Linked DNA regions of Mus musculus: all the other regions are linked to region 1. A link is a loop called in an ENCODE intact Hi-C map of the cell type or tissue named here. Cell type or tissue: heart. All regions are shown on one strand.

Region 1 (8,000 bases):
TCGCAGATACCACCAGGGATCCCCAAAGCCATGTGTTATCAAGTAGAGTAACAGCTTGGTGGACCAGAACTTCACAGCCTGTCAGATACATTCACTCTGTGCATCCCAGATACCATCAGAGACACACCTCTACTCAAAGCCGTTTGTTATCAAATACGGTGACAGCTTGGAGAACCTGGGCTTCGCATGTGCGCGCCGGTCAGACGTGCATGAATTGTAACTTAAAAGAAATGTTGCCATCCAGGGCTTTGGTCAGACCAGACTTAGCGTTTGGGACCCGTGAGATGGCTTAGCAGGAGAGTGCTCCTGCTGCCAAGCCTGACAACCTGAGTTCGATCCCGGGACCCACATAGTGGAAGGCGAGTACTCCCTTACATCTCAACTGCCTGTTCCGAAACAGCCCACAGCTGTTACGGGAGAAAATCCAGTCATACTTCAGGCAGGGGTTAAAATCCACAATTTACATAGAACTGCCAAAGTTAAATACCGAGGGAACAAAGCTGCCACCTGGACTGGTGAAGGGAACAGACTTTGGCTCCCTCCAGGGGCTGCCCTTAGCAGAGGATGGGGGGTGTGGATACCTGCCCCTGCCTCCGTGCTGCCATGGCAACCACTCCAGAGCACATCCCTAAAACCACCCCATGACTCTGGGGTCCGCCCCTTGGCCGACCTTCTCATCTGTTTCCTGAGTCCCTGTGACGACTTTGGATTCCTGTCTTGGGGGTCTGCCCCTAGAGGATCTCAAGTTCTTCCCAGCACCCCGCGGACAGTCAACACCCACCAAAGGGGTCCTTCCCCTCCCCCACAGTCCCTCGGCTTCGCGCCACAGACCGACAGTCCACAGCTGGCAACAGCCCAGAGACCTGGTGGGCTGGGGCAGGCACTGTGGTAGCGGCTGGTGCAGCGGGGTGCCGGGCCCCTGCTAGTAAACAACAAGAAACAACTCAGCAAAAAGAAACACCCGTGGATACAGAGAAAGAAGAATGGCTGCCATAGCCATTCTAGAAAGCACAGCAAGCCCACAGCTGAGGTGTCGAAGCTGCAGGAAAGAGGATCCCAGCTATTCAGGAGGCTGAGCCTGGAGCCTGAAGACCATTTGAGAGCATGACGGATGTCAAGACTTCCAGGCCAGCCTAGACTACTGAGGAACCCTGACTCAAAATGCAAAAATAAAATAAAATAAAACAAGATGAAAAAATAAGGGTCTGGAGAGATGGCTCAGGGGTTAAGAGCACTGCCTGCTCTTCCAGACGTCCTGAGTTCAATTCCCAGCAACCACTTGGTGGCTCACAGCCATCTGTCATGCGATCTGACGCCCTCTTCTGGTGGGTCTGAAGACATCGACAGTATACTCATATACATAAATCTTTTTAAAATTATATAAAATAAAAATCAGGCAGGCAGGGGCAGTATATGCCTTTAGTCCCAATACTCAGAGAGGCAGAAGCAGGTGGATCTCTTAGAGTTGGAGGCCAGCCTGGTTCCAGGATAGACCAGACTACATATATTCCCTCCTCCTGCGGACACTTCCCAGGTCTGTCAGGCTGGACGTTGGAGGGTTCTAAGACAAGGTCACCCCAGCACCTCCGACTAGAGTCAGTTACATGTCTTGTCTCGTGCCCTTGCTACAGGGCTCTTAGCGTCTTGCCCTACTGTGGTATTGTGAGCTTCCCGGGGGTTGACACTCTGTCAGCTCAGCCAGCTTGGCCATTACCTTTTCCTCCTGGGGTCGCTGGTATCATGGCCATCCCTTTGTTCCCTGTCTCCAGTGGTGACACGTCCCAGTTCTTTCAGTGGTTGTGACTGGTCTTTCTTCACTCTGCCCTCCAGTGTGCTGTGGGACACAGCATCACCACCATCATCCTCACTATCATCAGAGCGGGAAAGGGAAGAGGCCCACACGGGTTCTAATAACTTGCTACTCCCCAGACGCCTGTCAGCCTGCTCCCCATGGTCCTAGGGCTCCCTTGAAGTGTGTGGGAGAGGCAGCCACCTACTTGCCTGTGCACCGTCTGTGTCCCCCACAACCATGGTACTCCGTGGAAGCCAGCCTTCCAATGGAACTATGGAATGCTGGGAACAGAGGCTCCACAGTGATGACGGGGACAAGCCATTCCTCTCAGGCAGCCCTTGTCCCCCTCCTGGCTCCAGAAGGGCAGCATAGGCCCAGAAGCTGCAGGCGTGGACAGAAACGAGGTCTCCCGGGCTCCGGGTGCGGAAGGCTCAGTGGAAACTTTCTGAGTGGTTGTCTTCAAAAGGCCCACCTAGCACAGGACTCCAGAGAATGCTTCGTTGAGCCCGGAGCAGCTGTCCAGACCTGGTGTCCAGAGTGATCCAGCAGCTCCACGCAGCAAGCTCCAGAGATCAGCCACAGACTGGTGCCCCCCCACCCCAGGCAGCAATCGGCTGCATCATGGCCTCACTGGGGCACAGGCAAGTGGAGTCAGACCCAACCCCCAGCTGTTCTCTCAGCTCTGCCCCACATCTGACCCTCTCTAGCTCCTCATCCACACCTAGACAGCCAGGAAACTATATCTGCAGGCCTCACTGCAGCTATCTTAGCAACCTGGAGGCCATTCTTAGCAAGGCAATCCAGGTATATCCTCAGCCCCTTCGGGGGCTTCTGTGACGCTCAGGGAGCCACAATCCTTATCACGGCTCCTGGGGCAGTAGATAACGCTGAAGAGCCACACACGAGAGACTCCATCCAACTCTACAGCTCAGCCTCCTTCCCCGACGGTGCTCCTTGCTGCTCCACGGTGCCATGTGCTCCCTCTATGAAGCCTCCTGTCCCCTCAGCCCGAAATGTTCTGCCTGTCACCAGCCATTCTCCGCAGAACGGCAGGGCTATGCCTAGCTCCAGCCAGCCACTAGCCCATGTGGACTCCTCCCCAGTCTCCAGCCCAGGTGTTCCCTACTCAGGTGGCTCCTTGTGTCCTTTCTCCTTCCCACACTTCTCCACTGGCATCTTCTACAGGGACAGTGCAGAGACCTTGAACAAACATCCCGTCGTACATGGCCACCATCCCAGTGTGCATACAGAAAGAGGCCACCCTGGCCATTAAGAGGTGGGCACCACTGTGGCCTGTAAGGAGGGATGGCGGGGACAGTGAGGAGCTTCGAGGACATGCTCCTTCCTGTGCGGGAGGGAAAGCAAGATGGTGCAGCCACTGTCAGATCGAAGCAGGGTTGGTTTTTGTTGTTGTTGAAGTATTTCTGTGTATGTGTGTTTGCCTGAATATATGTTAGTGTGGCACATCCACACGGCACCCACAGTGCCAGAAGAAGGCACAGAAGCCCCTGGAACTGGAGTTATAAGATGGCTGTGAGCTGTCATATGGATTCTGGATACAAAACCCAAGTCCTCTGCAAGAGCAGGTAGTGCTCATAACCAGTGAGTCATCTCTCCAGCCCTGGGCAGGTTCTGGAGGCTGTGACTCCCCCCCCCCCCCACAGTGCCTCGCTGTACTCTGAAGACCCTACCCACACAAACGATATGCCAGGGTGTGTAGAGCTATTCACAGGATGCCCAACTGCAAATAACCCAAGATCTCATAGCAGGAGAAGCTTGAGGTACACCCACCCCCAGAATACTAGTCAGCCAGTGAGCCGTGCAGGAGTGTGACTGACAGGTGCTGCGGGACGGGGGAACCCCGACACGGGCAGTTACATAGACTCAGCAGGGAAACGACCGCCATGGGACAGACGGCTGTAAGTGAGAAGCCCAAGTCTGCAGGATAAATCACATAGACAGTTAACAGTGTGTACTGTTAGATTCGAGTAGGATGTGCAGGTGTGGTGGGACCAGCTCGTTGTGATTCCAAGACCTGAGAGTCTGAAGTGACAGGAGCAGGAGCTTCAAGCCAGACTCATCTAGTTAGAGAGACTTGGTCTCTCTCTCGTGTGTGTGTGTGTGTGTAAGTGTATGAGTATTGTGATGTGTATATATGATGTGTGAGTGTGATGTATATATGATGTGTAATATGTGTGATATGTGTGTGTGATGTGTGTGTGATATGCGTGTATGATATGTGTGTGATACATGTATGTGTGTATAAGTGTGTGATGTGTGTGTATGAGTGTGTGATGTGTGTGTGATGTATGTGAGTGTATATTCCCTATGGAAACAGTTGAAAAAAGCCTTAAAGGGGCAGTAATGGAAGCAAGTCGAGAAATGGAATGAGCTCCCTACTGTTTGCACAGACGCAAACAGTTTAGAGAAAGGTGACATCATTCTGTCCCCACTGTGGGGCTTAAGTGTCCCTCAACTCAAAAAAAAAAAAAAAAAAAGAAAAGAAAAGAAAAGAAAAGAAAAAAAAGTCCCATGCAGTCACTGGAGACAATACCTCCAGCATCTTGCCCAGCCTCTGCAATGTCCTGGGTTCAGTCCCCAGTACAGCCTGTAAATAAAACCATTTCTACCGGGGCAGAAGTGGTTACACACAGCCAAACTTGAAAGGCAGTGGTAGCCGGGCACAGTGGTGCACACCTTTGATCCCAGCACTCGGGAGGCAGAGGCAGGCGGATTTCTGAGTTCGAGGCCAGCCTGGTCTATAGAGTGAGTTCCAGGACAGCCAGGGCTACACAGAGAAACCCTGTCTCAAAAAACCAAAAAAAAAAACAAAAATCAAAACTTGCTTGGACAGACTCATCTTTTTCTAAATGTCTCTAGCACTAAGGATGGGGCTGCATGGAGGCCTCTCCCCTGGCCAGAGCCCCTTCCAGGGAACTTCTAAGAGCCCACTACTTGGAGGATTGCGACAAACACACCAGGTTACCAGGCAGGAGGTGACAGCTAAGCCACATGTTGCACCTTCCTTTCCAGATCAAGGTGAAGCAGGATAAGGAAGAGATCTTCCCCAGTGGAAGAGGATGGAGAAGACCCTCACGGTGTAGCGGCTTCCCCAGAGGTTCCCACACCGCCTTGTGCCCCAGTGGGCTTTGAAGCCACAAGAGTCCTCTTTGCTAAGGTATTGTGGACTGCAGTAACCCGGAGCGCCCACTAGAGGTCACACCACAACCTCTTTAAAAGGAATGGTCAGATTGACAGACGGTGCCTGTAGATGGGAGAGCTAACGTAGGAGGTAGACTACATCAGTGCCAGATCATGACCCCTCCATGAGCCCCCATCTGTAATGCCAGCTCCCCCATGTGTAATCTCAGTTCCAGAAAGCATCCACCCCTGCCCTCACAGCTGGCTGGCTGCTGTTTCCCACAGGATGAGAAAAGGCTGGAAAGGAAAGGGAAAGTCTGGCGAAACCACCTGATATTTGCTTTAAAGTATTTCAGGTCTGGAGCTGGACCTCAGAGGTAGGCACCTGCCTGGTGTCACCCCCACCCCTGTGAAAATGAAACTGTCTCAGAGACCTGTGTGGAGACATACCAGTCCATCACTAGTCGCACCGCACCTTCCCATCTGGACCCCAATTTCTCATTCTGACAGGAGGCCACTGCACCTCAGATATGTCTGAAGCAGGGTGCCACCCTGGGGGAGGGCAGAAGCCCAATGGTGGCCACAAAGCAGGAGCGGGCGTTAACTGCATGCTTTTTAAGTTTCATAGGTTGCATATCTGTGTGTGTGTGTGTTGTGTATGCATAGCTATACACATCTGTGAAGTCCTGAGGTTGACACTGAGTGTCCTCAATTGCTCTCCACTTTTTTTTTTTTTTCGAGACAGAATTTCTCTGTGTAGCCCTGGCTGTCCTGGAACTCACTCTGTAGACCGGGCTGGCCTCGAACTCAGAAACCTGCCTGCCTCTGCCTCCCGAGTGCTGGGATTAAAGGCGTGTGCCACCACGCCCGGCTTCACTCTCCACTTTTAAAAAAAAAAAAATTTTTTTTTAAAGGCTATTTTAAAAATGTGTGTCACAGGGCTGGTAAGATGGCTCAGCGGTTAAGAGCACAAACTATTCTTCTGAAGGTCCTGAGTTCAAATTCCAGCAACCACATTATGGCTCACAACCATCTGTAACAAGATCTGACGCCCTCTTCCAGAGTGTCTGAGGACAGCTACAGTGTACTCACATTAAATAAATAAATCTTTTTAAAAAATGTGTCACAACCAACCTGCGGTCAGTCAGACACCACCTTCGCTGAGTGGGTTCTTCCCCTCGCTGCACATGTGAGCTTCTGGCCGATTCTCCTGTCTTCACCTCACATCAGACCCATCAGATGGAATGCCTGGATCAGACTCAAACCATGGCATCTGGGTTTTGTTTTAATATGGACTCTAGGAACCAGAACCCAGGTCTCCTGGCTGCACAAGCTCCTTATCCACTGAGCACCTTCCTGACCCTCCACACTACTTAAGTTAGTGATTTTGTTGAGCCCACTCACTAGTCAGAGGGCCCCAGGAAGCAACCCTCCTGTTTCTGCCTCCCCAATCCTGGCATTCCCGGCACTTGGGTGTTGGAGTTTTGAACTCAAGACTTCCATGCTTGTAGAGCAAGAAGCTTAAGTGTGAAGTGACCAAATGGAGCTGTTTTGTTCTTATATTTTACATAAACATAATACTGCACCTCTTCCAGCATCCCATAGTGCAACAGTGATTCATAAACATTGCTCTGCCTGCCCATGCCCTCAAGGTAGCTGGGCTGGGGCCCTCTGGGCTTTGCTGAGACCAGACAGACATCTGAGTTCTCAAAGCTGCCATCTTCGCTGTGGATGCCTGACTGAACATGTACCCATTTCTGTCCTAGAACAGCACTATTGCCCTCCACCACACTGCCATTGTCCCTGGGGGGGGAAGGGCACTGGATGGGGACAAGGACACAAGCTCTAACAAATCACCCTGATCCTTCATCCTTATGTGGAAAAACCAAAGGATCTCTTTAGCTCATATAGGAGTTGGAGAGGTTAGCTCTGCAGCTAAGAGCCCAGCTGCTCTTACAAAACAGATCCAGGTCCCAGTCCCCATGTGGCAGCTCAAAGTTATCTGTAACTCCAGTGCCAGGGGACCTGATATCTTCACATCTTCTGAATTCTTCAGGCACTGGGCATATGTGTATGATGCACATGTGCAAGCAAAACACACACATAAAATGTTAGGTGAGTGTGTGTGTATTGTGTGTGCCTGTGAGATGCACGGTCCCAGCCACCCCTCCTGAGGCTCCCATCTCCACCTGAAGAACACCCGAGAAACAAGTCAACAACAAGGCTTCAAAAACAGGTTTACTGAGAACCGAAAGGAGAACCACACATCCTAGGCGAGTGACACAGGTGATATCAGGCACCAGGTACACAGCAGCTACTGTTTCAGGGTCCTTCCCTGACCCTAGGCAAAGCGGAGCTGACCTGAGAGCTTTTAAGAGCCACCCTCTGTCCAGAACCAGGTGTGTGTGTGTGTGTTGTGTGTGTGTCTGTGTGTGCTCCAGACAAACCCCATGCTCCAAACAGGCTCGGTGAGCACAAGAAACGGGCTGAGAACGCACATGCTAGCACTTTGTGCTGGTCTCTGTGCAAACACAGAGGACTCCACCACAGAAAAGCACCCGGCAGGTTCCTTCAGTGTCACGACCCACAGTGAAACCCTTCTTGGAAAGTGGGTCATGTGGGCCGGAGGTTGGTACAGGTCAGGCGCTTGATGTCCTCTGTGCCCCACTGTCTTGAGAAGACAGTCCCACACTAGGCGATGCAGGTGTCCTGAGGTTCGCAAAGTCCTGACAGCTGAGCAGGATGGGCCCTCTGCTCTAATGCCCATAGGTCCTGAAAGGTGAACGAACAATTATACCCTGGGCGGTATACTGTTCACAGCGAGCCTGGCAGAGAGCTGCTGAGGGCTGGGGGAGGCAGCCAGCAGCCGGGGAGGTGCCCCAGATGGCCAGATCAGCGTGTTCAGCTCCAGGTTCTTGGGGAAGGAAGGCGGTTAGCAGGCGAGTGCCTCATTGCTTGATGTGAAGAAGGCCTGGCTGGCGCAGCAGTTGGCCAGAAGCCACTGTCAAGTACCCACTCTATAGGTAGACATGCAGGGACAGGAAGTGTGCAGAGCTGACAGCCCAGA
Region 2 (8,000 bases), 53 kb after region 1:
GGCCCACCAGTGCTAGCAACTTTTTGGTTTGGTTTGATTTTGAAGCTGGACCCATCCAGGTTAGTCTTGAATTCAAAGCAGTTCACTTCCTGAGCCTCCAGATACTGGGATTGTAAATATGTGCCCTTATATCCATACCTAACATACCTAACCATTTATTTTGGTTAAGATTTGTTTGTTGGTGTAGGGTTTGACTATGTAGCCCTGGCTGTCCTGAAAGTCACTTTGTAGACTAGGCTGGCCTCAAACTCAGATCTGCCTTTCAAGTGCTGGGATTAAAGGCATTTACCACCATACCAGGCACACATATGTGTGTGTGTGTATAGTTTACATATATTGTTTTTAATGTTTAAAGACATTTATTGACTTTATATATATGAGTACATTGTAGCCATCTTCAGACACACCAGATCAGATCCCATTACAGATGGTTGTGAGTCACCATGTGGTTGCTGGGAACTGAACTCTGAACCTCTGAAAGAGCAGTCAGTGCTCTAAACTGCTGAGCCATCTCTCTAGCACCCAGGCTGCTTTTAATATTTCTCAATTATTTTGGGGCCAGAGAGAGGCTCAGTGGCTTAGAGCTATTATTGCTCTCACAGGACCTGGGTTTGATTCCCAGCACCCACATGGTAGCTCACAACCATCTGGTCCATAAAACTTGGGCTGAATATGTTGCTGGGTGTGAGGCTCCTGTTTATAATTCTAGCATAGGAGGCTGACGTAGGTAGAGAATACAGAGTTAGGGACACCCTCAGCCACAGTGTGAAACAGTAGTTGGGTGTGGCATCTTTTTTTTTTAAAGATTTATTTATTATATGTAAGTACACTGTAGCTGTCCTCAGACACTCCAGAAGAGGGAGTCAGATCTCATTACGGATGGTTGTGAGCCACCATGTGGTTGCTGGGATTTGAACTCCTGACCTTCGGAAGAGCAGTCGGGTGCTCTTACCCACTGAGACATCTCACCAGCCCAGCATGCATCTTTAATCCTATCACAGTTCAGACAACAGAGGTGCCTGGTTGCCTTGCCACAGTTTTGCCAGGGACAGTGGCAAAGCTGTGACTGAGCACTGGTCACGGGAGTGCTATGGACAAGCAAAGAAAGGCTGCAGTAGGCATGATGTGCTGGGCTCAGCATGGGGAGCAGTGTGTGCGCTGCTGAGTTGGCCTCTCTCTGCAGGTGATTATAGAGCGATACAAGGGGGAGAAGCAGCTGCCCGTCCTGGACAAGACCAAGTTCCTGGTGCCTGACCACGTGAACATGAGCGAGCTCATCAAGATAATCAGGTATCTGGCCACCTCTCTCCTTCCCCGTTTCCTTGAGTGATGCTTCTCCTTTAACCACCTCAGTGCCAGCCTCAGGTCCTTCCTGCTGCTTTCATGCCCTGTAAGTCAGTGCCCGGCCTCAGCTTTGTGACCTCAGGTCAGCTGGGAACGTGCTCACACCAGAGGGACCAAAGGGTTGTCATGCCTACTGAGTGATGACTCTGTAAAGTTTGCTAGGCATGGTGGGTTGCTGCTGGGCCCCCAGTCTGAGCTTCTCCCCGCCTCGCAAACTGTTTGGAACACTGTACAGCTGGGAGTTTAAGAGGGTGTGAACTCACAGCTGCAGCAACTGGAAGGCTGTGATCAGATATAGGCTGTGAACGCTGTGGATGTCAGACCCTGATCACAGCCATCACTGTGGGCTGTGGGCATGCTTGGTTTTGCTGGTCTGTGGGCTTTTGGAGGCCCTAAGTTCTGTACACAGTATGCAGACCTCAGTGAGTCTTGCTCTCTTCTCTCCACAGACGGCGCTTGCAGCTCAATGCTAACCAAGCCTTCTTCCTCCTGGTGAATGGGCACAGCATGGTGAGTGTGTCCACTCCCATCTCCGAAGTGTACGAGAGTGAGAGAGATGAAGACGGCTTCCTGTACATGGTTTATGCCTCGCAGGAGACATTCGGGACAGCAATGGCTGTGTAAGACTCCAACAAAGCCAATGGTTGTTAAGCCCTTACCAAGGCAAAAAGGGATGTTACCAGCGGACGCTGGACGGCTCACCACCCACAGATGAGAACGTAGGCACCCACATAGGGTATTAGGAACTGTTCATCAGCCAGAAACTGAGCTCCATGCAAGTGCACTCAGCTTGGAAACTCGTCTAAACTAGGCTATTTTGTGTTCAAACTTTAGAAGTTAAAAATAAAATACTTTTTGCATCCTAAGTTGCCAATAAAAAGATCAAGTTATTTTGACATTTTTCTCCCTAGTAGGGACTTAAAACAGAAGAGCAGTGTCAGGGGCAGTCTCTTCCTGGGACCTGCTGCCTTCTCTAAAAGGGCTCCCACTCAGCAGAGAAGCCCCTCTGAAGGCCCAGGTTGCCTAGCAGAGGCCCCCAGAGGGCCCTGGCTTTGCCCTAAGCAGGTCTGGTGTTGTAGGATATAGCTCTAAGCCGGGTCCTGGTCTTGACCCCAGCCACACCCTTTCACTCAGCAGTGCAGGGACATGCAGCTCGCTGCTGTCTAGATGTTACCATACGCCCTTCTGCTGAGGCCAGGTCTCCGCTTGTCCAGGGGTTGCTGACCCAGCTTAAGCGACTGGAGAGCTGTTTCTCTCCTGGTTTGAATTCTGTCTGGTCCATGCCTGCTTCAGGGAGAGCAAGCGCTGGCCTTAGGATGTGGTTGTCAAGTGGTAGACTGCAAGTCCAATGCTCCAGACTTGGCTCACAGCTCTTTGTTGGTGTGTAACTGTCTCTGTAAGGGTGGTTCTGACAGCTGTTGGGATTTCCCCATTTCATGTCAGTACATACATGTCAGCTGTGAGGACAACAGCAACAGAAGACATGCTTTTGATAGACATGCCACTTCAGCTAAAGCTAGCCTCTGCTTCCTGCATGTGGCCCGCTGTGACACCAGGCCATCCCTGGTCACTCACTCACTCGTGGTCTGAGGATCTCAGAGCTGCCTGCTGTCATGGACTGAAGCCAGCATAGCCACCTCCCACCTAGCTCCCCACAGGCACCCACCTTCCCTGCATGCAGCTGTCTTTGCTAACCCTCAATGTTATTTTACACTGTAAATTCTCACTGCTCTGTCTTGTGTAGGTTGTATACGTCATTATGTCCCTGGTTTTTATAACTATGGTGCGATCAGTAAGGATTCCTGTAATACTGCTTTAAAGATGCTGCTCAGAGGGCGGGCGGCCTCCATTATAGGACACCTGTACACTCTGATGCACTAATAAAGGCACAACGAACCTGTCCTGAGTGATGTCTCATTGTCATCGTGGGAACTGGGCTCTGCAGTATACCCAGGCTGCTCTTGCTGGGGAGGAGAGGAGAGGGGAGGGGCGGTAACCTCCTTTCCTTGGTCGATACCTTGCCACCAGCTCCTGCTTTTAAACTCAATCTCTGACTGACCTGCCAGCTATCAGGTGCCCTCTGGTGCCATGGGAACACACCAAAAGATTTACTCATGTGGATAGCTGCTGGCACTTGGGAGGACATTGTAACCAACTTCAGCTTAGAGCAGACGGCAGGCTCTGCAAAGCTGCTGCAGTCTCCTCGGGGCAGCCTGGACACTACTCTGGGTGGCAGGCGCCTTTGGGGTCCAGCAGTGTTGTCAGCAGGTCCTCATCCTGGAAGGGCAGGGCAAGTGATAGCCTAGAGTCCTATGTAACAATGTTTAAAGCTGAGAACCTTGACAGCCACGAATGACAAAAGATCTGAGAATGGCCCTATGTGGTGGCGCATGCCTTTAGCCTTTAATCCCAGCACTCGGGAGGCAGAGGCAGGCGGATTTCTGAGTTCGATCGAGGCCAGCCTGGTCTACAAAGTGAGTTCCAGGACAGCCAGGGCTATACAGAGAAACCGTCTTACCCCCCGCCCCCCCAAAAAATCTGAGAATGGTGAACATGTTGAGTTTTTTTTTTAATTTTTATTTTCCGTACATTAAATTTACTCATAAAAACAGTCTAAAAATGTACAATTTGTCCTTTTTAACAAAGTATAATAAAACATAAAAACCCCAAAAACAGAATACTTGACATTTACAATTCAAAATCAAATTAGCAGAATATTAAATATTTACAAAACTATATCTTTTAAAAATATTTATAAAGTTACATGCAATTTTGTAGAATTGACAAAAGAATGGCTCAAAAATGGGAGAATTGTCCTTCATTCCTAAAAAGAAAATATGCCCAATAGAATCTGTGAAGGTTTCAGTCTTGGTACCAACACCTCTGTGTGCTCCGGGACGGACCTGTGCTGAAGGCTGTGTTACTGCCCCCTTGTGGCAGAGCAGTGCGCCGGCCTGGGCCTGCCAGTACAGTATGTGGTTTCTGAAATATTGCCAAGTGTTGACTACAGGTGCCTACATTCTCAGTGAAACCCTGGGAAGGGTCGGTCAGCAATCACATCCCTGGACTGATGGTTTTTTGGGCCGCCCGATTTGCTCTATAGGAGTCACCTGCATTTTGGAGAGGATGGCTGTCCCTACTCAAGTTCCCCAAGCCTGTTCTTGGGATGAGGTTCAACAGACAGCCCAAGTCCCTGCAACCTTTTAAGACTTCGGCAAGTAATGTCACCCATTAGCTGGATGTAAAACTAGCCCATCAGACCAAACAGCAGGGACGGAGAGAGGCGGGTGAGACCCGATCCCAGCGGGCTGTCCTCACAGGACTGTCATGGCACACGTGCACGGCGTGTGGTACAAGCCAGGCTGACCTGCAGAAACGACTGGAAGCCTCATGAGTTCCACACGGAAACTGCTGAGTGCTGTACTGAGAGGCCAGCTGCTGTCATCTTTGGAGATAATCATGCCACTGGTTTCCTGACACCCAACCATAGCTCAAGAGCAACCGTCTCCATTGTGAGCGCTCCTGTCCCTCGGTGCCTGCCCGGCAGCAGTTAGAGGAGTTCTCAGCATTAAAACACTTTCTAATTTTCACTATTGACCATGAAATAAAAACGACAAAGGAAAGTAGAAAAAGGATTATTTTGCTACAACAAAAAGGTCACAGAGCTGTTGGTTCCAGCGTTGTGCCCGCCTTCCTATCTGAATCCCCCTCTGCACCCTGAGATGTTAACACAGGATTGGAATCTGACGATGGGAGTCCTGGGCCAGCCCACTTGGGCACCACTGCCATCTGACTGAGCAGTTTTAGAGAAATGACGGGAAAGGGCTGGTCTGTCAGGTGTGTGACAATGACGTCTGCTGAGGAAGTGCCTGCTGGCCAGGCTGACTCCAGGCTCTCGGGCGGGCGAGCCCCACCTGCCAACATCCACCTGTGCTTCTAGGCTGCCATGGTCCTTTCATCCTCGCTGGCCGGTCGCTCGGCTTCACAGAAATGCCACACCACACAGCTCTTCCAAAGGCAGCCGGCAGCTTCCAGACACAGACTTCTGCTGCCTGGACAGCCGAGATGGTGCTGGAGCTCCCCTCGACTGACCGCCACAAGGTAACGTGGGTGTTGCCACAGAAGACTGCTGTCTTTCAGGTCAACAGCTGTAAGACACTTCCATTCCCTATACTGACCACAAAACAGAAAACTTAAATATGATTTTTTTTCTTTTGCTATGAGACAGTTTTCAACAACTTCTGTGTTGAAATAGGATTTATTTAAAATATTTCTTTGTTTAAAAAAACCAAAAAATTTAAAAGTTTGGCTTTCAGCACATACCCAGGCCACGGTGATGGCCTTCAGAAATATTAAAATCGTAAACATCAGTGAACACTCTAAGTCTTCCTTATTAACACAATACGACCAATCCCAGTCTGGTGCTCTTTAAGGCAAAGTTGTGTCAGTTCTTGTATTGACGTTTGTAGTGTTTCTGAGTGAGAGATCAACAGAGCATCCCCTAACGCCTCATCACATCCCCTCAGAACAGATGTGATACTGTGCCATGGACAGAACAGCCGTCTCCCGATCCTGCATTGCATAGAATCCACAACACTCACGCCTTCCGTGGGTCTCCACAGACAAAGCCATCTTAGAATACGATGAAGCCTTAGATCACAACGCCTCCAGTTCTGGGGCATTTTGTGATTTACACTAATTCTGTATGAGGGTGACTGTCCCGTCTGAAGAATGTTTAAGGACTATGATTTTTCTTCTCCATGAGGAGGAGGCTGGAAAATCCTTGGCAGAATATTACCATCGATTTTCTAATACCGAAGGCTTTAGCATTATAATGTTATTTGAGCATAAAATTCCCTTTAACCTCGGAGGGAGGTTTAAGTCCCTTATGCCTCCGCTGTGGTGTGTCGAACGTTTACACCATGCTGAGGAGTGAGGACCCACCCCCACCCCGGTCTGGACTGCAACTGGTGAGCGGTTTCGAGGAGGAGTCTTGCATCTCTCTACTGAAGTTTTCCAGGCAATTTTAACGGAATTAACAATCAACACATAGCCTAATACAAAAGAAGCCGACAGTTTCCAGTCTTTTGTTCATGAATCACAGGTCTGCATTACTGCTGGATGTCTGTGTCAAGTCTGAATCCATCAGCAGTGAGCTCTGGGGCTGGGGTCCTGGGGAAGCCATTTGAGACAACAGCTTGCCAGCTTCCGGAAGAATGAGGCGCGTCAGTCACAGCCAACCCACAAAGCCGAGTCATCCCCCAGTCTTCAAGAGTTGGTTCTTGTTTGGAGAGAGCAGGCTCAAAGCCTCCAGCGGGAGGGGTGGTCTCCAGCCTCGGTCGGTAACGGACCCCTGGGACCTGGACCCTTACAGATGAAGTTGTCGAGAGTGCGCTATGACTTATTTACTATATCGTGTAAATCTGTTTACAGAAAAAGATATTAAAAACCTGGAACTGCTCCAAGTGTCTACAGAACACCCTGCAATCGACTTCGGGGTGTATTTGGCGGAGCAGCCTGCTGGTGCCAACTCCAATGCCCACCGATGGGAGTCCCCTACATTGTCGGGTCCCAGCAGAGTCTGCCTCCCAGACCGCAGAGGCCTGTGTCAGGTAGTGCAATCCTTAAGAAGCCAGAGAGGAGGCTCCTACTTTAGGAAACAGCAAAATCCAGCGGGCGCTTCCTAGCCCAGAAAGGGGTCCCGGATCCGACTGGGGGACTTGAGAGAACCCCGACCTGCAGTCTTGACTCAGGTCGTGCATAGCTGCCCTGGAATTACGTGAGCCTAGAAGGACCACCGAGCTTCAGGAGACAGGTCTTCACGCTGCAGCGATGGTGTGACGGCCACGATATGCCATAGCGCTGTCCACTAGGCAATCCTTGGACCAAGCTCCAAGACTAGGAATTTGGCAATGAAATCGAGTTTGACGAACTTGCACACTAGACTCTCTCCAGTATAGTTAAGTAAAGCACCTTTGGGTTAAAAACATTAAGCTCCACAGCCACTCGACTTCAGCTCTCTGTGGTTTCCTTAGGTCTCCATGGCGCCACAGCAACTTGACTTCAGTTCTCTATGTGATTTTTCATGGCTTAATAAAATGTTCTGTTGCCAAAAAAAAAAAAAAAGGATCAGTCCGTGGAGTCCAGACTTTCTGCTGGAGGGGCGTATTTCAACCTAAAAGTTCCTGGAGAGAACGAGAGAGAGAGAGAGAGAGAGAGAGAGAGAGAGAGAAAGAGAGAGAGAAGAGGGTGAAGCCTGAGTCAATCACAAAAGTGCACACACCGCCCACCTGCTCTGAGATGCCACTCAGGACTGACCACGCCCTCGCACAGCCGCATGCCACGGGTACGAGACCTTCTGGGGGAAGTGACCGACAGAGCACCACTGACCACTTCTCAGTGCCTTGAATCTTTCTCTGGGCATAGACCTCACACTCAAGCTGGCAACACCCAGGGGCAGGGAGGGCCTGGACCGAGCAGATGCAGGCCGGCACTGGGAAGGGATGCGGCAACCTGCACCACGACTGCATTCTCCGGCCACAGGTATTGACTGGGCTTCAAAAGCTCTGCAGGTGGTGAGGATCAATGGGAAACTGCACAACCAGAGATGGAGGTGCTGGGAACCCAGAGCTGGGCAGAGTGGGACCAACTGTCCT
Region 3 (8,000 bases), 140 kb after region 1:
TTTCTGTCAAGCTGCCCAGAGCCCAGGAGAGCGTCAGGCAGGACAATTCAGGTTAAGCCACGCTCAGCTTGCTGTCCCAGGCTCTGCCACACTTCTTCGGGCCAGGCTGGCTTCCTCATCCAAAACCTGAGAGCTGCGTGCTTGCTGAGCCCTCCCTCCCCATAGAACCTGAGAGTGAGGAGTGTTGGGCGAAACTTCCTTCCTACTGGAAGGGATGCAGACAAAGAGGCACCCATGTTCTTGGACATCGCCATGTGTATACACACACACACACACACACACATACACACACACACACACACACACACACACGCACGCACGCCAGCACTGCAGCAGCCATTATGCCACCATGTGGAGGAAGCATGTGGGCTTCTGGTGGGATCAGTGTCCTAGTGAGCCCATTCTGACCAGGGACAGCCTGTATCTGCTCAGCTGCTTTTGCAATCCAGTAAAGATTCTCTTCTGCTGTCTTAGTCAGGGTTTCTATTCCTGCACAAAACATCATGACCAAGAAGCAAGTTGGGGAAAGAAAGGGTTTATTCGGCTTACACTTCCACATGGCTGTTCATCACCAAAGGAAGTCAGGACTGGGACTCACACAGGGCAGGAACCTGGAGGCAGGAGCTGATGCAGAGGCCATGGAGGGATGTTACTTACTGGCTTGCTCCTCATGGCTTGCTCGGTCTGCTTTCTTATAGAACCCAAGACCACCAGCCCAGGGATCCCTCCCACCCTTGATCACTAATTGAGAAAATGCCTTACAGCTGGATCTTGTGGAGGCATTTCCTCACCTGAAGCTCCTTTCTCTGTGATAACTTCAGCTTATGTCAAGTTGACACAGAAAAACAGCCAGTACAGCTGGTATAGGAAGGTGTGTGTGTGTGTGTGTGTGTGTGTGTGTGTGTGTGTATGTGTGTGTGTATAGATAGAAGATAGATAGATAGATAGATAGATAGATAGATAGATAGAGTTTGTGTATGCATCACCATACCTGGTGACTAATTTTCACTTGTTAATTATGTGTGTGTATATTTGTGGGTCTACACATGGGTGTGTGCACCTGAATACAGATTCTTGTCAAGGTCAAGGGCATGAGATGCCCCTGGACTTAGAGTTCCAGGCAGTCTCAGCCACCTACTATGGATCCTGAAACTCTGGCCCTCTGTAATTGCTCTCCGTCCTCTGAACAGCTAAGCCGTCTCTCCAGCCCCCAGTTGTCGTCGTTGTTATTGCTGGGTTTTATTTGTTGTTGTCTGTTTTGAGGCAAGTTTCATGGAAGCCCATACTATCCTCAAGCCCAGGTACAATTGAGGATGACCTTGAACTTTGAACCCTCTGCTGCCACCTCCTAAGTGCTTCTGTTAGAGCCCAGCCTTATATCATCACGTCCTGGTTGAGTGCTGGGGACGGAACCCATGGCTTCCTGCACGCAAGGCAAGCATGCAGTTATATGTCCAGACTGGTTTTGGCCCAACCATCTGTCATTTGTAGCTCTGAGAGTCAAGACCCAGAAACTCATGTGAGGAGAGAGAAACAGGAGAGGGATTCCAAGGGAATTGAGGGAGGCACCGAGGTAAGCAGATGGAGAGGGTGATGGCAGGAATGTGCCTCAGCAGACGGAGGCAGGGGAGTGGGGAAACCACACGTGGAATCTGCCCAAACCCACTCCTAAAGAAAGCAAGCCCGAGAGGTCAGAAAACCAGTAGCGGAATGGACTGGGAGTTTCAAGTCTTCCCACAAGGAAGCCAGGAGCCCACACAGCTCACAGGTGTGCTCCTAACAACAGTTTAGCCAGAGATGACTGCTCCCAGGATCTAGAAGAGCAGGGCCATTCTCAATTTATCCCCTGGGGCCAGAGTCCCTTGAAACAAGAATCTGACAAGAATCACCATTCTTGTGGGAAGACAGGGTTGCCCAGCAAAACCACTGGCCAGAAGGGACCCAGAGCTGACTCAGCTGGCAACAGACTTGCTGTGCCAGCATGAGTGGGAGATCAGATTCCCAGAACCACTCTGTGGTGGTGGAGACAGGAGAATTTCCAGGGTTCTCCGACTGCCCAGCCTAGCCAAATCAGTCTCACAAAACAAGGCGGGGAAAGTCTGAGAAACACATCCAACCTTGACATCTGGCCTTTACATGCATGCACTCAGGCACATGCATGTTCACACACACACACATGAAAGTGCACACACACATATGCACACATGCATGTGCATGCACACACGTGTGCACACAGGCACACACACTCATATGTGCTCACATATGCACACGTGTTGCAGGATATTTGATCACACTGTGTACCCTGAAGATTGTATTATTTGCTGAAAAAGCAGTTTCTCGTCCTGGTGTGGCTCAGTGTGACTGGAATACAGACACAGCTTTAGTACTCACCTGTAATCCCAAACAATGAAGGTTTGGGGTTTGCGTAGAGGGGAGCAGCCATGTTTGAAAGTGATGTCTGACTGAGTGGCAGACAAAGTGACGACTCGGAGAAAGATTTATAGAATGAGTCAGAGATAGGATATGTCCAACTCACAGGAGAACAAAGAGGAAAAGAGGCAGAGAGAGAGAGAAAAGGGGGGGAGAGAAGGAGGAAGAGAAAGAGGAGGAGGAGGAGGAGGAGGCAGTTTTACTGAGACAGTTGTACAAAGACAGGATGCAGAGAGAGAGAACAAGCTAGACACAGGTGAAGACAGCAGGAGCCAGAAAATGAGAAGGAGCCAGAAGATTAGAACAGATTGCTAAACTTATTTTGAGGTGAAGTAGAGCAACTGAGGAAGGGCTGAGGGAAAAGAGAATCAGTCAGCTTGGAGAAGAGTTTGAACCAGAACAGCTGAGTTGAGCCAGCCAGGCAGCACTCAGAAAGAACTAGAAAGGGTGAACTTACTCAGCATCTCAGAGGCTGGAAACATTCTAGGCCTACACTAAATTATACAGAGGCTAGACGCTTCCAGGACTAGGCCTAGGTTAGCAGACTGAGAGCAGGCTGAGGCAGTAAGCTTTCAGGACGACAGTTACCAATACTTTGAATGCATGCACGCATACGCACATGTGCGGACACACACACACACACACACACAATCTCACGTGATAAAACAAAAGCAGAGTGTCTCTCAGAGCCACATCTCCAGAGTGATATCTAGGAAAAGCCAGCACTGGTGCAGGAATGGGGCCCTAGGCGCTGTCTACCTGGGTAAAGAGTCTGGAAAGCCCTTCATGGCCTCACCTGTTCCAGTCCCTTAGCTTCTCTCTCAGCATCTCCTGAGGTTGAGTTTGGGTCCTTCATGTTTACAGGGCAGAGACACCCCCCACCCCCTCGGATGGCCGGGCCCTGCTCTGGCTCTGGCACAGCAGGGTCACAGTAACAGTGATCCCCCTGTCTCTCATCCTTTCTCACTTCCAGAAAGAGAGGCTCTGACAGAGCGGCCTCTCCTCCCCTTTCTCATCCCCCATTTCTGCTAGTGATTACTGCCGAACAAACCACTTCATCCGTGGTGGCTGGGACATCCCCTCCTATGACCAATCCTGCGATGCCACATAGCGCCACCTCTGTCACTGTCAAGGCCCACCCAGACTGTGGTGAAGGAAACCCAGATTGGAGCTCTTGATAGGGGAGGAGGTTAGAGCCTCTGTGTAGATGGAGGGACAATAGGGCTTGCTCTCCTGAGCCCCCAGCTCACCCACTCTCTTCCTCTTCCCACAGAGGTGACCTGTCATAGTGCATTGTCACCCTGGCCTCAGTGGTCATTTGGAGATGACCTATGGCCCAACCAGCCTCAGTAAGGTTAGCCAGCCCAGCTTCCCAGCCTGGAGTTATCAACCTGCCTCAGGGGTAGCATGACTAGGCTGGTAAGGGTCCTTCCTGGTATGTCCATTGTCACCTTCACTTAAGGTCCAGATGACGAGAAGGAGACAGAGAGCGCCCCCTGGTGCCCTCTGTTACAAGGGCACTAACCTCACGCTGAGGGCCCTACCTCGTGGCCTCATCTGACCCTTGTGCATCCTAATTCCAAGTTTGGACCTGCATATCCATCTATCACCTTGTCCATGGTTCTAGCTTGTGGGTCTAGCCTAGGCTTCTTCAGCCTGGCTGCCTCCTAACCCCCAGGTGTGGGAAGGTTTTGTTTCTTTGTTTCTGTTGTGCTTTTTGTTGTTGTTGCTGCTGCTGCTGCTGCTGTTTGTTTCTCTTGTAACAGAGTTTCATGTAGCCCAGACTGGCCGCAAGCTCCTTACCTAGCTGAAGGCTTGAATTCCTGATCCTTCTGCTTCTACTCATCCAAGTCCTGGGATTGCAGGTGTGGGCGACCACAGCTGATTTTTTTTTTTTTAAACTTACAAATCATCTTTGTGTATGTGTGCATGATAAGGCCTCAAAATCAATGACAAATGGCTGAGGTGCCTATAACACATCAAAGTGGACCTGGCTGCCAGATTCTCCCAGCATCCCTCAGTCCCTTCCTGTTATACCATTACACTAAACTCTCCAGCCCAGGAGCTGGGCTGCCCTTCCCTGTATAATCCAACCATTTTGGTTATCCGGGCCTTTTATGTATGATGATTCTCCTGGCCTCCTGGTCTCTGGCTCTTCTCTCTTCCTTCCCCTCCCCCCTCTCCTCACATGCTTTAGGGTCACATCCACTCTGGCCTCTCCCAGATGTTCCTGCCTCTGGCTATGTTCTCCCTTTTATCAACAATAAACTTTCTCCCCCAGCACACCTGGGGATGGTCGTGTCCTTCCTTTTCTGTTTCTTCTTTTCATTCAGAGGTCAGAGGACCACTGATGAGAGCTCTCTTCTACCGTGGAATCTGGGGATGGAACCCAGGTCATTGCGCTGGTGCAGCAAGGGCCATTGCTCACTGAGACATCTCCACGAATCCACTGTTGCCATTTTAAGAAAATGTTCCTGCTATTTGGAAAAGAAAAACTTGAGGGAAAACTCAGGAGTCTCTGGGATCCGCCAGCCATGTACACTCCCACCCACATCAAGGTCATCTCTGCCTTCTGGGTCTTCAGACTGCTTGGGCTAACAAGGGCGCTGTCACCAAGCTCACAACCAAGTGACAGCAGCAGTGTCAGAATCCCTTCTCAAGACAGACACACACACATACACAGACACACACACACACACACACACAGACACACACACACACACACAGACACACACACACACACAAACACAAAGCCTTGAGAGGATGGAGACTTCCTCAGCGATCAGTTATGAGTCGCTTATGACACTTGACATTTGACCTTCTCAGAGGTCAGGGCTCATGTAGCTACACTCAGCTGTCAAAGCAGAGACCAAGCTGTAAAGACCAGCAGTGATTGGCCTCCCCTAAGTATCTGAGGAAAACACAGGGCTTGCCTTTGTGTGTGTGTGTGTGTGTGTGTGTGTGTGTGTGTGTGCTTTGTCTGAATGTACATCTGTGTGCCACACTCATGCCTGGTGCCCACAGAGCCCAAAAGAGGTCATTGGATCCCCTGGAATTGGAGTTACTGATATTTGTGAATTACCATGTGGGTGCTGCAAATTGAGCCCAGGTCATTTGGAAGAACAGTTAGTGCTCTTAACCACTGAGCCGCCTCTCTAATCTCTTGCCTTTTTTATTTATTTATTTATTTATTTATTTATTTATTTATTAGATGGGGTCAAACTGTCTATTAGAGGATGACCTTCAACTTGTGGCCTTCCCCCCCTCCCCGCCCCCCGCCCCCGCAGTGCTAGGATGCAGGGTGTGCCACCACATCCCACATCCGTATGGTGCTGGGGATGGAACACAGGACGTTGTGCATGTTGAGCAAGTTCTCTACCCAGAGACCTTTTTTCCATCTTTTCTCTGAGCTGCTTCCTCCCTGCGCGCTCAGAACCCAGGCACGGAGCGGCTCTGCCCACCTCTCAGGGGCACGGGATGGGCTCTGCCCACCTCTCAGATCCCGAGCACTAGACTGCTCTGCCCATCTCTCTCTCGAACTGATTCTGCAGTTGCCCTATGACATCTGGAGCTTGTGCTGAGCCACAGAAAGGTCCTCCTTAGGAGGCCTGTAGAATACCTGGTCAGCATTTTATTCAGCCTCCAGGTTGAGCTGGTGCACCCTCACAGCGCTCCAGGCGGCCTCTTCTGATCTGCCAGCTGCATCCCTGAAAGCCAACTCTAGCTGCTTCAGGATAAAAAGGCCCAGCCGGCCAGGGCAGAGCCTGAGCCAATCTCCCAGGCTAGGATCTCATTTCCCCTTCCCTGTTGTGGCATTAGAACCTGCCAGCAGAGCCCACCTCACCCTGACCGATCTAGAAATTATTTTTAGAACCGAACTCCACAGAAACCATTGTCTGCTGTTGCCATGGCAACAGGGCTATGAGGAGCCCCAGGCTCCCAGGGACTGGTGGAGGCCTTGATGATGGTAGATTTCTACCCAGGAGGCCTGGGCTCATAGTTACCATCAGAGAGACCTGGGGTGGAACCCCTCCACCCCCACCTTCCAGCATTAAGGACCTGTTAGCTGCTGGACTTTGTTTAAATCTATTCATGAAGCTGTCTAGAACTGAATTAGGCTAATTTAGCACAGGAAACACAAGGGGCTAATTCAGCCAGGCGCGGTGGCTCACGCCTGTAATCAGAAGGCAGAAGCAGGTAGATCTCTGTCAGTCTAGCCCAGCCTACATAGTGAGTTTCAGGCCAGCAAGGGCTACACAGTGAGGCCCTGTCTGGGGGGGGAGGGGCTGGGGAGGGGGGAGGGAAGAGGCAAATTCACAGTCATCGTGTCTTGATGGGGACAGTGAAGCACTATCATGTCAGCAAAGCCCCATGCAGCTGCAACTGCTGCTCAAACAGGAAGGACAGGAGATCATGCAAACCCGGATGAGACCAGTATGTTGGACCAAGATGGCTGCTAACTGCTCTCTGCTTCATTAAAGAGCCTCCCCATCTCCCTCCGCATGATCTGCCTCACCCACTAACCTTCTCCCATCCCCCATTTGAGGACAGAAAAGACAGTAACCCCTCCCCCAGCTTAAGTCATGGAAAACCTCCCCTCTGCTAAAGCTGTCAGAGGTCCCAGCAAGGCGACTTCCCCAGAAGTCGCTTCTCAGTTCTTCAGAGTGTGTGTCTCTGATGGCAAGGAAACCTGCCTACAGGAGGCAGAGGTCTCAGGCAGGCTGCTCACCTCTAAGACCCGCCCCACCCCCCAGCAGTCACCACAAGAGCAGGACCTGCTGCCTGACTGGAGAACCCAGATCTGCCTCCTCACCCCACAAGATTCCTTAGACAACCGGCCAGGAAGCTGGGGGTTAATTTTCAGATTCAATCCAGTTTGTGCGAACCAGTGACCCAGCCTCAGAAAAGAAGACAGGCGGTCGCCCCCCACAATCATATCACACCCTGCTAACAAGAGTGGCTAGAAGCAGAAGACTCACGAATGTCATGTTAGAAGGCAGGGATCCTCTCAGTGAAGGGAAACCCACAGCCTCTGGCATCTGCATGCCCTCTGTGCTTGTGAGTAGATGGGTGTGTAAGGGAGAAAGCCACAGGACATTTGCTCATGCGCTAGGAGCTGGGGGGGGGGGTAGGTGTGCTGCTAATGTACCCACAAATGCAACCACCCAGAGCAACACACAACCATCACCTCAGTGCCTCTTAGGGTCCAGCTCAGCTTGTACAGGGTCTGCTGTTCATGGAGACTTGGCTGTCAGAGCATCTGCTTTCCAGTTTACCAGGGCTGCCGGCAGAGCTCACTTCCTGCAGCTGCAGGCTGGCGAGCCTGGTTCTGTGGCTGGCTGTCACCTAAGGCTTCTCAGGTCCCTCACCTTCCCTGCTTTAGCTGCCCCTAAAGGCTTCCACCGCTGGGAAGACCCCAGGCTAAAACCACAGACAGTGACAGGTCTCAAGCCTGCTGCCTCATCAGGACAGTGGGACTCACTGTGTGCAGGTCAGCCCAGCGTAAGGCTGCCGTAGTCACTATTGTACCAACACTCTGAAGGCATGACCTGCAGGAGGTTTTCAGGTCC
Region 4 (8,000 bases), 290 kb after region 1:
TGAACTTCCGCACAGATCCACCTGTAGGTCCTGGGATAATCAATGCCTATAAGAATATGAGTGAAGGTCACAACCAAATGTCCTGAAACACCGCAGTTTCAGTGACTTGTCTGGTTACTAAATCCTGCTGATGGTGGCACGCCTTTAATTCCAGCACTCCACTCGGGAGGTAGAAGCAGCGGGAGTTCTCTCAGTTCAAGACCAGCCTGGTCAACAGAGTGACTTCCAGGACAGAGAAACCCTGTCTCGAAAACCAACAGACACAACCCCCAAATTCCTACTCGTGGCTCACTCCCTGAGGCTGCTGGAAGAAAATCTGCTCTCCTTTTAGGGCTGGGGGCTGGGGAGTGGGGACAGGCGCAGGACCGTTACGGCTTTACTCCCGGAACGCAGACCTGGACCAAGCAGGAATCACCCAGCTTCACTTCTCCTCTACTAAGCCCCACCACGTTGCTTTACTCTGCCCACAGAAAGGTAAGCACGCGGAACCGAACAGGACAGATCTGGTCTTCCATGGAAGAGAGGGCGACCGGATAAACGAGGAGTTTCGGGACTGCAAAGGGACCCGAGAGAGGAGAGGCCCGGGGGCACCGGGCTCGGCGCAGGCCCGAAGCCACCCAGGGACACCGGGCGCAACCCCGCCTCCGGGTCTCCCGCCCGCGATCGCACGCCGCTCCGGGCCCCGCTCACCTCCTCCTTCCGCGAGCGCTTGGACACCTTCTTCTCCATCTTGGCGGCCGTCTTCTCCGCGCCGCGGCCCTTCTTCTCCTTCTTTCCCTTCTTGCCCATCGCGCCGATTCGGAAGCGGCGCCCGGGAGACAACCGGAGGCAAATGAATGATGATGTTCTGCCGGGCCGGAAACGAGCGGCGCGCTATAGGAGGCTCACTTCCTGTCCTTTGCTCTGGTGTTCCGTGGAGCAGCCGATCCCACCAGTACTTTGGGTCCGTCTCGGGCCGCGTGAGTAGGGAGCCGCTCCGCTGGCACACCAGCAAGCTGCGTGACTCTAAACGAGACGCGAGCATGTGGGATGCTGACCGCCTCATCCCACAGAGGAATTTCCACGTACTTAGGGATTCCTGACATGAATTAAGGCAGCCCTCTTTCCCTATCCCATGTAAAATGTGCCAGGACCTGTCAGGCCCTCCCGCAGTGCCTTTGCCCTTCTGCTGGCGATGCTTCACTGGACCAGCATGTCCCTCCATTGGGAGACCCGGGCTGGTGATGGGTATCTGTACTCCCGACGGTGCTTGATTTACGGTCTGGCAGATACGTAATAGGAAAATATGCTCCCGGGTTTGACCTAAATGGTACAGTGGAAGAGGGACCCGCGGTTTTGAAAGAGCAGAGTGCATTGCCTAGAGGGTGTCGTCTTTGAGCTGTAATCAAGGAATGGCGCAAAATAAGGACAAGGGCAAGCAAAATACTGGCAAAGGGAACACATAGACGAGGAACTAATCTTCTTTCTCGGTGGGAACGCTGCCAAAGCACAGCCTTTAAAGAAACTGCCTTGGATCGGGCCAACCACTAATCATTGACGCTCTGAGGAGGCGGGAGCTCCCAATTCAGTTCCAGGTTTTTCCATAAACCTAGTTCTTAAGAAGAAAACTTGCTTTTGAGGAAAACAATGGTGTTGTGTGGTTTCTTTCTTTCTTTCTTTTCTTTCTTTTTTTTTTTTTTTTTCCTGAAGAGATACACAGAATCAACTTTTCACCCCAAACAGGACGTCAACAGATAAAAGAAATGTGCTCGCGTTGGCAGCAGATATGCTAACATTGGAATGATACAGGGATTGTTAGCATGGCCCCTGCGAAAGAATAGCACGCAAATGCATGATGCGTTCCATCATTTTTCTTATGTCTTTTTGGAGACAAGGTTTCTCTCTGTAGCTTTGGCTGCCCTGGAACTCACTCTGTAAAGCAGGCTGGCCTCGAACTCACAGAGATCTGCCTGCCTCTGCCTTCCGAGTGATGGGATTAAAGGTGTGTGCCACTGCCCAACTTCATTCCATACTTTTCAAAGATGAAATTGAAATTGTCTTCAGAAAGCTCATCTCAGCTAGAACCTATCTGTAGAGTTATCCCAGGTGTGCATCCCTTAACAGCCCTATCTCACTCCCAAAGGAAAAGCCAATCAGGGGGTATTTTTACCATCCAAAAGCCGCTGTTTGTGTTTGTGGTGGTAGGGTATCAAGGTGGAGTTTGGTGAGGGGAAAGAATCTGATTAAAATATATTTTATACAAACACACACACACACACAAACCAAAAAACAGCTGGGCAGTGATAGCACAGCCTTGAATCCTGGCACTCAGGAAGCAGAGATAGTTGGATCTCTATGAATTCAAGGCCAGCCTGATCTATAAAGAGAGTTTCAGGACAGCCAAGGCCACACAGAGAAAACCCTCTATCATAAAAAAATATAGATAGATAGATAGATACATAGATAGATACATAGATAGATACATAGATAGATACAAGAGAGAGAGAGAGAGAGAGAGAGAGAGATCTAAAAGACCAAAGAAATTATTCCAAGTCCAGTAGCTTGGACTCAGTAGCTTGTTGAAGTACTGAGTTGTTTGTTTTGATTTACAGGAGCACAGGTGACTCGAAGGCAGCCACGTCTCATAAACGTCTCACCTAGCATGGGTGGATGAGGAATTTATAAACATTGTATCACTGGTACCCAAGCCACCTCCCACCTCCTGTACAGCCTGGCACTAAGCTCCTGGCAGCTGAGGCGGCTGAGCGAGGAGCGGTTGGAGTCTCTAGTGAGAGTCTGTGGTCGCCCCTTCCTTCTGCAGGAGAAAATGAAAAGACCCAATGTTGTAAGAGGCTATTAACATTCTCCACTGTTCGCAATATATAGCACTGTTCCTTCTTCAGGGCTGAAAGGGAAAGTATATCCTCTGCGGAAGATTTAGAAAGATCTGGAAGTTGCAGGGATTAATGCTTTTATTATCTGAAAGAATCTCAAAGCTAAATTGGGAAGCTCTTAATACAGGTCACAGTGATTCACCAGAGGTTAAAATTTTCATTACTAGGAAAGACACAGAATAAAACTGCTTTGATTTATTTCCTCCCTCCCCTATTTTCTTTTTTGGCTGTTGTTTGTTTTTGTTTTTGTTTTTTTACGACAGGTTTTTCTGTGTATCCCTGGCTGTTCTGAAACCCTCTCTTTAGACTAGGCTAGCCTTGAACTCAGATATTCAGTGACCTCCCAAGTGCTGTGACTAAAGGCATGAGCCACACTGCCCAGCCAAAACAGCTCTGATTTCAAGATAGAGACAGAAATATCATGCCTGGAGGAGAGAATTCTCCAAAAGTTCTACAAAAGGAAAAAGAGGAGGGGAGAGAAGAGAGGAACCAAATGAAGGCTCTGCTGATCTCCAAGACTGCTTGCAGATCATGTGTAATGCTAGAGGGGGAAAATAGTTACCGGATCAGAGATAGCCAGCCACTGGAGCTGAGCCTCCAGACCCCTTCTGCACTGTAGCAACAGGCTGCTCTGCCCACTGCTCAGGTGAACCGCTGTTTCTAACAAGCTCTAACCTAAAACATCTCTTATCCTCCTCATTGTTCTGAAAATATTAGGTAACCTCTGAGCACCACACTTAAAGTGGAACAGGCCTTCAAAGAACATCACATCAGTCCACTTACACACACACACACACACACACACACACATATACACCAGCATTCCCTCTTCAGGCCTGTGAAAGGGAGACCATATTCTTTGTGGAAGACTTAGAAAGATCTGGAAATTGCAGGGACTAATGCTTTCATTATCTGAAAGAATCTCGAAGCTAAATTGGAAAAGCTCTTGATGGTACATGTCACAGTGATTCACGGGAGGTTGAAATGTTCATTACCAGGAAGGAAAGGGAACAGAGCAGATAGAGTGAGGTCAGAATCCTAAAATAGTGAAAAGATTAAGTACCGGGTTCTATTTTAGTAAAATTCACATCTTTGAAAATTTAATAGATTGACTTAAATGTAACGCGTCAATTTTAGACTCCCTTTTATATCCGTGGCAGGGCGCCCTCTGCTGTCTTCAACTTGAAGTTCAGAGGAGAAAGGAAAGTCCATTAACAACAAAGGACTTGAAGAGGATGCTGACTGCTAACCACCTTCACCACAAACAACCAATGTGATTGTGAAAGGAAATAAAACTGTAATTCATGTAATGTATGTTAAATAGCCCAAAGAGTTGTTTCTGAGCTTTGAAACCTGGGGCTGAGAACATAGCAGAACAGACCAGGACATGCCCGGGCAAGCCCATCGCCTCCCTAGCTCCCACCCCTCTGACCTAAGTTAAATGTTACAGGCTGCTGATGTTTAAATGGACCAATCATGTGAAACCGCGCCAATTCCTCCCCCAGCCCCACTCCTTTTCTATAAAACCCCCTAGCTTCCAAGCCTCGTGGTCGAATCCACTGTCTCCTGTTGTGTGAGATACGTTTCGACCCGGAGCTCCGCCATTAAAAAACCTCTTGTTGTTACATCAAGGTGTTGTGTTCTATTCGTGATTCTTGGGTGCACGCCGAATCGGGAGCTGAGTGGGGGTTTCCCCACTGAGTTCTTTCATTTGGAGGTCCCACCGAGATCTGCGTGACACCCAGGAACCCCGAAGGACCCCTTGGAGGTGCGTTTGTTTGTGTGAGTCTTGTTATGTTGTCTGTTGTCTAAGTGTCTAAGTGTGGCACTGCTGAATTTGTGTCTTAGTTTTTCAGTTCTGAGATTGTGGGTTTGAGCCCCACCTGTGTTACCAGTTCTGGTATTCTGTATTCTGGCAGCTGCCACTGCGGACCGTAAGGACCCTAGTGGCTGTGGGAAGACGACGGTCTATTTCCCCACAGGCTGCACCCTTGGAAGACATTCCGAGGGAGACCCTGGAGTGCCCAGGGTACGGAACAGTCAGGAGGACCTGGCTGTTGTCTGGCAGAGTGAAGAAGAGTGAGTGCTCTTCCTGCCAGAGGAGTGGAGCGGAATCCCACTCCATCAGAGGTAGCGTTTGGCTGGTTGTGTAAGTCCAGACGCAGACGAGTGTGCTTGGATGTCTTAGTGTTTTCCGTCTCTGTCATTGTGTTGTGTTTACTCTTATTCTTCACTATGGGACAGACCGTGTCTACTCCTTTATCTTTGACTAAGGACCATTGGACGGACGTTAGGGCTAGAGGACAAAATTTGTCAGTAAAAGTGAAGAAAAAGCCATGGATGACTTTCTGTTCCTCAGAATGGCCTGTTTTTGGAGTAGGTTGGCCAGCAGAAGGAACTTTTTACTTACCCACCATAAGGGCTGTGAAGGCCATTGTTTTTCAGGAAGGACCAGGGTCGCATCCAGACCAACAACCGTACATCATGGTATGGGAGGACTTGGCACGCTACCCACCCCCGTGGGTTCGCCCATTCCTCCCGCCTCTCCGCCCTGGCACCAAGATTCTAGCCATCCAAGAAAATGGTGAGAAAGAGAAACCGAAACCACCGCTCGGGAGAGATGATGATCGCAGCACACCAGTGACGAAACCCCCCAAGATCTATTCAGAGATTGAAGAACCCCCTGAGTGGCCCGATACCCCTCAACCCCCACCTTATGCTCCCCAGCCCCAACCTTCAGCTCCCTCGGGACCCCTGCCTCAGGCCCCGGCCGGAGGAGGGGGTCCCTCCACAGGAACAAGGAGCCGGCGAGGAGTCACCCCTGAGGGGCCTGCGGATTCAACTGTGGCGCTCCCCCTCAGGGCTATTGGGGCTCCCCCTGCCGATCCAAATAGTCTACAGCCCCTACAGTATTGGCCTTTTTCCTCTTCTGACCTTTACAACTGGAAAGCTCATCACCCCCCTTTTTCAGAAAACCCTGCAGGACTCACTGGGTTGGTTGAATCATTAATGTATTCACACCAGCCGACCTGGGATGACTGCCAGCAGCTTCTGCAGACTCTATTCACAACCGAGGAGAGAGAGAGGATTCTCCTCGAGGCTCGGAAAAATGTCCGAGACGAGGCTGGGCGCCCTGTCCAAACTCCAGCTGAGATAGATGAAGGATTTCCGCTAACCCGGCCCCGATGGGATTATAATACGGCATCAGGTAGGGAACGACTGTCCAATTATCGCCGGGTCCTAGTGGCGGGTCTCAGAGGTGCTGCCCGGCAGCCCACGAATCTGGCCAAGGTAAGAGAGGTTATGCAGGGAGCGACTGAGCCCCCCTCAGTCTTCCTTGAAAGGCTCATGGAGGCTTATAGGAGATATACCCCATTCGACCCCACGTCTGAGGGTCAAAGGGCCTCAGTAATTATGGCCTTCATTGGCCAGTCAGCTCCTGACATTAGGAAGAAGTTACAGCGAATTGAGGGCTTGCAGGATTACACCATAAGGGATGTAGTTAGAGAGGCAGAGAAAGTGTATCATAGGAGAGAAACAGAAGATAAAAAGTTAGAGAGAGAGAAAAGAGAGAAAAGAGAAGAGGAGGATAGGAGAGACAGGAGGCAAGAAAAGGTTTTGACTAGGATCCTGGCCGCAGTAGGAGAAAGAGATAATGGAAGAAGAGGTAGACAGTCAGGGAACCTGGGAGACAAAAGGCAGCAGGGACCAAGGAGACCCAGAGAAGGCGGGCAGCGCCTGGAGAGGAACCAATGCGCGTATTGCAAGGAAATGGGCCACTGGAAGAGCGACTGTCCGAAAAAAAAACAAAAGGTAAAGGTGCTTTCTCTTAGAGAAGATGAAGACTAGGGGGAACGGGGCTCGGCCCCCCTCCCCGAGCCTAGGGTAACTTTAAAAGTGGAGGGGACCCCTGTGGACTTTCTAGTTGACACGGGAGCCGAATTTTCAGTACTCAAAACACCTCTAGGAAAAGTAAAGAAAAATAAAAAAACCTTGGTGATCGGGGCCACGGGACAAAAATCGTATCCATGGACCACATCCCGAGTAGTAGACATAGGGCGAAATCGAGTAACTCATTCGTTTCTAGTCATTCCAGAGTGTCCTATGCCTTTATTGGAGAGAGACTTACTAACCAAGTTAAAAGCACAAATAACTTTCACCTCTCATCGACCGGAGGTTTTCTGGGGAATAAAAGCGCCCCAGACTCTAGAGCTGTCTTTACAACTAGGGGAGGAATATCGACTTTACCAAAATAAAGTAAAGCCCCCTGAGGGATTACAGGACTGGTTGAATCGATACCCCCAGGCGTGGGCAGAGACGGGAGGAGTGGAGATGGCAAAACTGGTCCCCCCCGTGGTGATTGAACTTAAGTCCGGGGCCACCCCTATAGGGGTCCGACAATATCCCATGAGCAGAGAAGCTCAAGAGGGTATACGCCCCCAAATTAACAAACTGCTCCAACAAGGGATTTTGGTCCCATGCAAATCCCCTTGGAACACTCCTCTACTTCCAGTAAAAAAACCAGGGACCAGGGACTTCCGTCCAGTACAGGACCTTAGAGAAGTCAACAAGAGAGTTCAGGACATACACCCCACGGTGCCAAATCCTTATAACCTCCTCAGCACCTTGCCACCTGGTCGGACATGGTACACAGTCCTGGATCTCAAAGATGCTTTTTTCTGTTTGAGGTTACACCCCAACAGCCAGCCCTTGTTCGCTTTCGAATGGCGAGACTCCGAGAGTGGACAAGCCGGACAGCTCACATGGACGAGGCTGCCTCAGGGATTCAAGAACTCGCCCACTTTGTTCGATGAAGCCCTACACCGAGATCTTGCTCTTTTCCGAGCCAATAACCCACAGGTGACTCTTCTGCAATATGTAGATAATCTGCTCCTAGCTGCAGAAACACGCGAGGACTGTGAAATTGAGACCCAAAACCTCCTGGGCGAGTTAGGTAAGCTGGGGTATCGGGCCTCTGCTAAAAAGGCTCAGTTATGCCAGATAGAAGTGACCTACCTAGGATATGTCTTGAAAGATGGACAACGGTGGCTCACAGAAGCCAGAAAACAAGCTGTTATGCAGATCCCGGCCCCAACCACTGCTCGCCAGGTAAGAGAGTTCCTGGGG

What was found. A loop is a pair of places that touch in the nucleus more often than their neighbours do. Peaks named below come from ENCODE experiments on the same cell type or tissue, not always from the same donor. Only the 100,000 strongest peaks of a DNase experiment are listed, where the experiment ranks them.
Region 2: it touches region 1 in a loop (6-fold over the local background); 32 of 42 quality-filtered maps call a loop at or near these places.
Region 3: a loop joins it to region 1, with 7 times the contacts of the local background. A loop is called at or near these places in 20 of 42 quality-filtered maps.
Region 4: it touches region 1 in a loop (7-fold over the local background); 3 of 42 quality-filtered maps call a loop at or near these places.

What each region holds. Positions count from the first base shown.
Region 1 is chr8:121,542,290-121,550,289 of GRCm38, forward strand. 1700018B08Rik (RIKEN cDNA 1700018B08 gene) reads right to left here and starts at 2,039. Exons shown (of 9, transcript NM_001382232.1): 1 at 2,002-2,039; 2 at 1,715-1,867. The coding sequence starts at 1,748. Fbxo31 (F-box protein 31) reads right to left here. Exons shown (of 9, transcript NM_133765.4): 9 at 7,154-8,000. It overlaps 1700030M09Rik (RIKEN cDNA 1700030M09 gene), which reads left to right and starts at 2,099. Exons shown (of 3, transcript NR_045903.1): 1 at 2,099-2,433; 2 at 2,978-3,068; 3 at 4,826-5,363. In heart, a CTCF peak has its summit at 4,994; a DNase peak (open chromatin) is centred at 5,012; H3K27me3 peaks cover 2,088 bases.
Region 2 is chr8:121,594,803-121,602,802 of GRCm38, forward strand. It overlaps Map1lc3b (microtubule-associated protein 1 light chain 3 beta), which reads left to right. Exons shown (of 4, transcript NM_026160.5): 3 at 1,184-1,290; 4 at 1,794-3,958. The coding sequence ends at 1,968. Zcchc14 (zinc finger, CCHC domain containing 14) reads right to left here. Exons shown (of 13, transcript NM_080855.2): 13 at 3,901-7,529. The coding sequence ends at 7,474. Among named protein-coding and RNA genes, the nearest start is that of Map1lc3b, 8.4 kb to the left of the region's middle. In heart, no CTCF peak of the experiment used is centred here; DNase peaks (open chromatin) are centred at 3,567, 4,309, 5,229 and 7,809.
Region 3 is chr8:121,681,703-121,689,702 of GRCm38, forward strand. No RefSeq gene overlaps it. Among named protein-coding and RNA genes, the nearest start is that of Zcchc14, 34 kb to the left of the region's middle. In heart, no CTCF peak of the experiment used is centred here; a DNase peak (open chromatin) is centred at 3,889; H3K27ac peaks cover 535 bases.
Region 4 is chr8:121,828,692-121,836,691 of GRCm38, forward strand. It overlaps Klhdc4 (kelch domain containing 4), which reads right to left and starts at 878. Exons shown (of 12, transcript NM_145605.2): 1 at 691-878. The coding sequence starts at 789. It overlaps Gm42048, which reads left to right and starts at 5,300. Exons shown (of 4, transcript XM_030243893.1): 1 at 5,300-8,000. The coding sequence starts at 5,358. The coding sequence ends at 6,722. It overlaps Gm24283 (a small nuclear RNA gene), which reads left to right and starts at 1,745; the gene lies at 1,745-1,851. In heart, a CTCF peak has its summit at 4,033 (motif pointing left); DNase peaks (open chromatin) are centred at 980, 1,140 and 4,050; H3K4me3 peaks cover 1,759 bases; H3K27ac peaks cover 2,223 bases.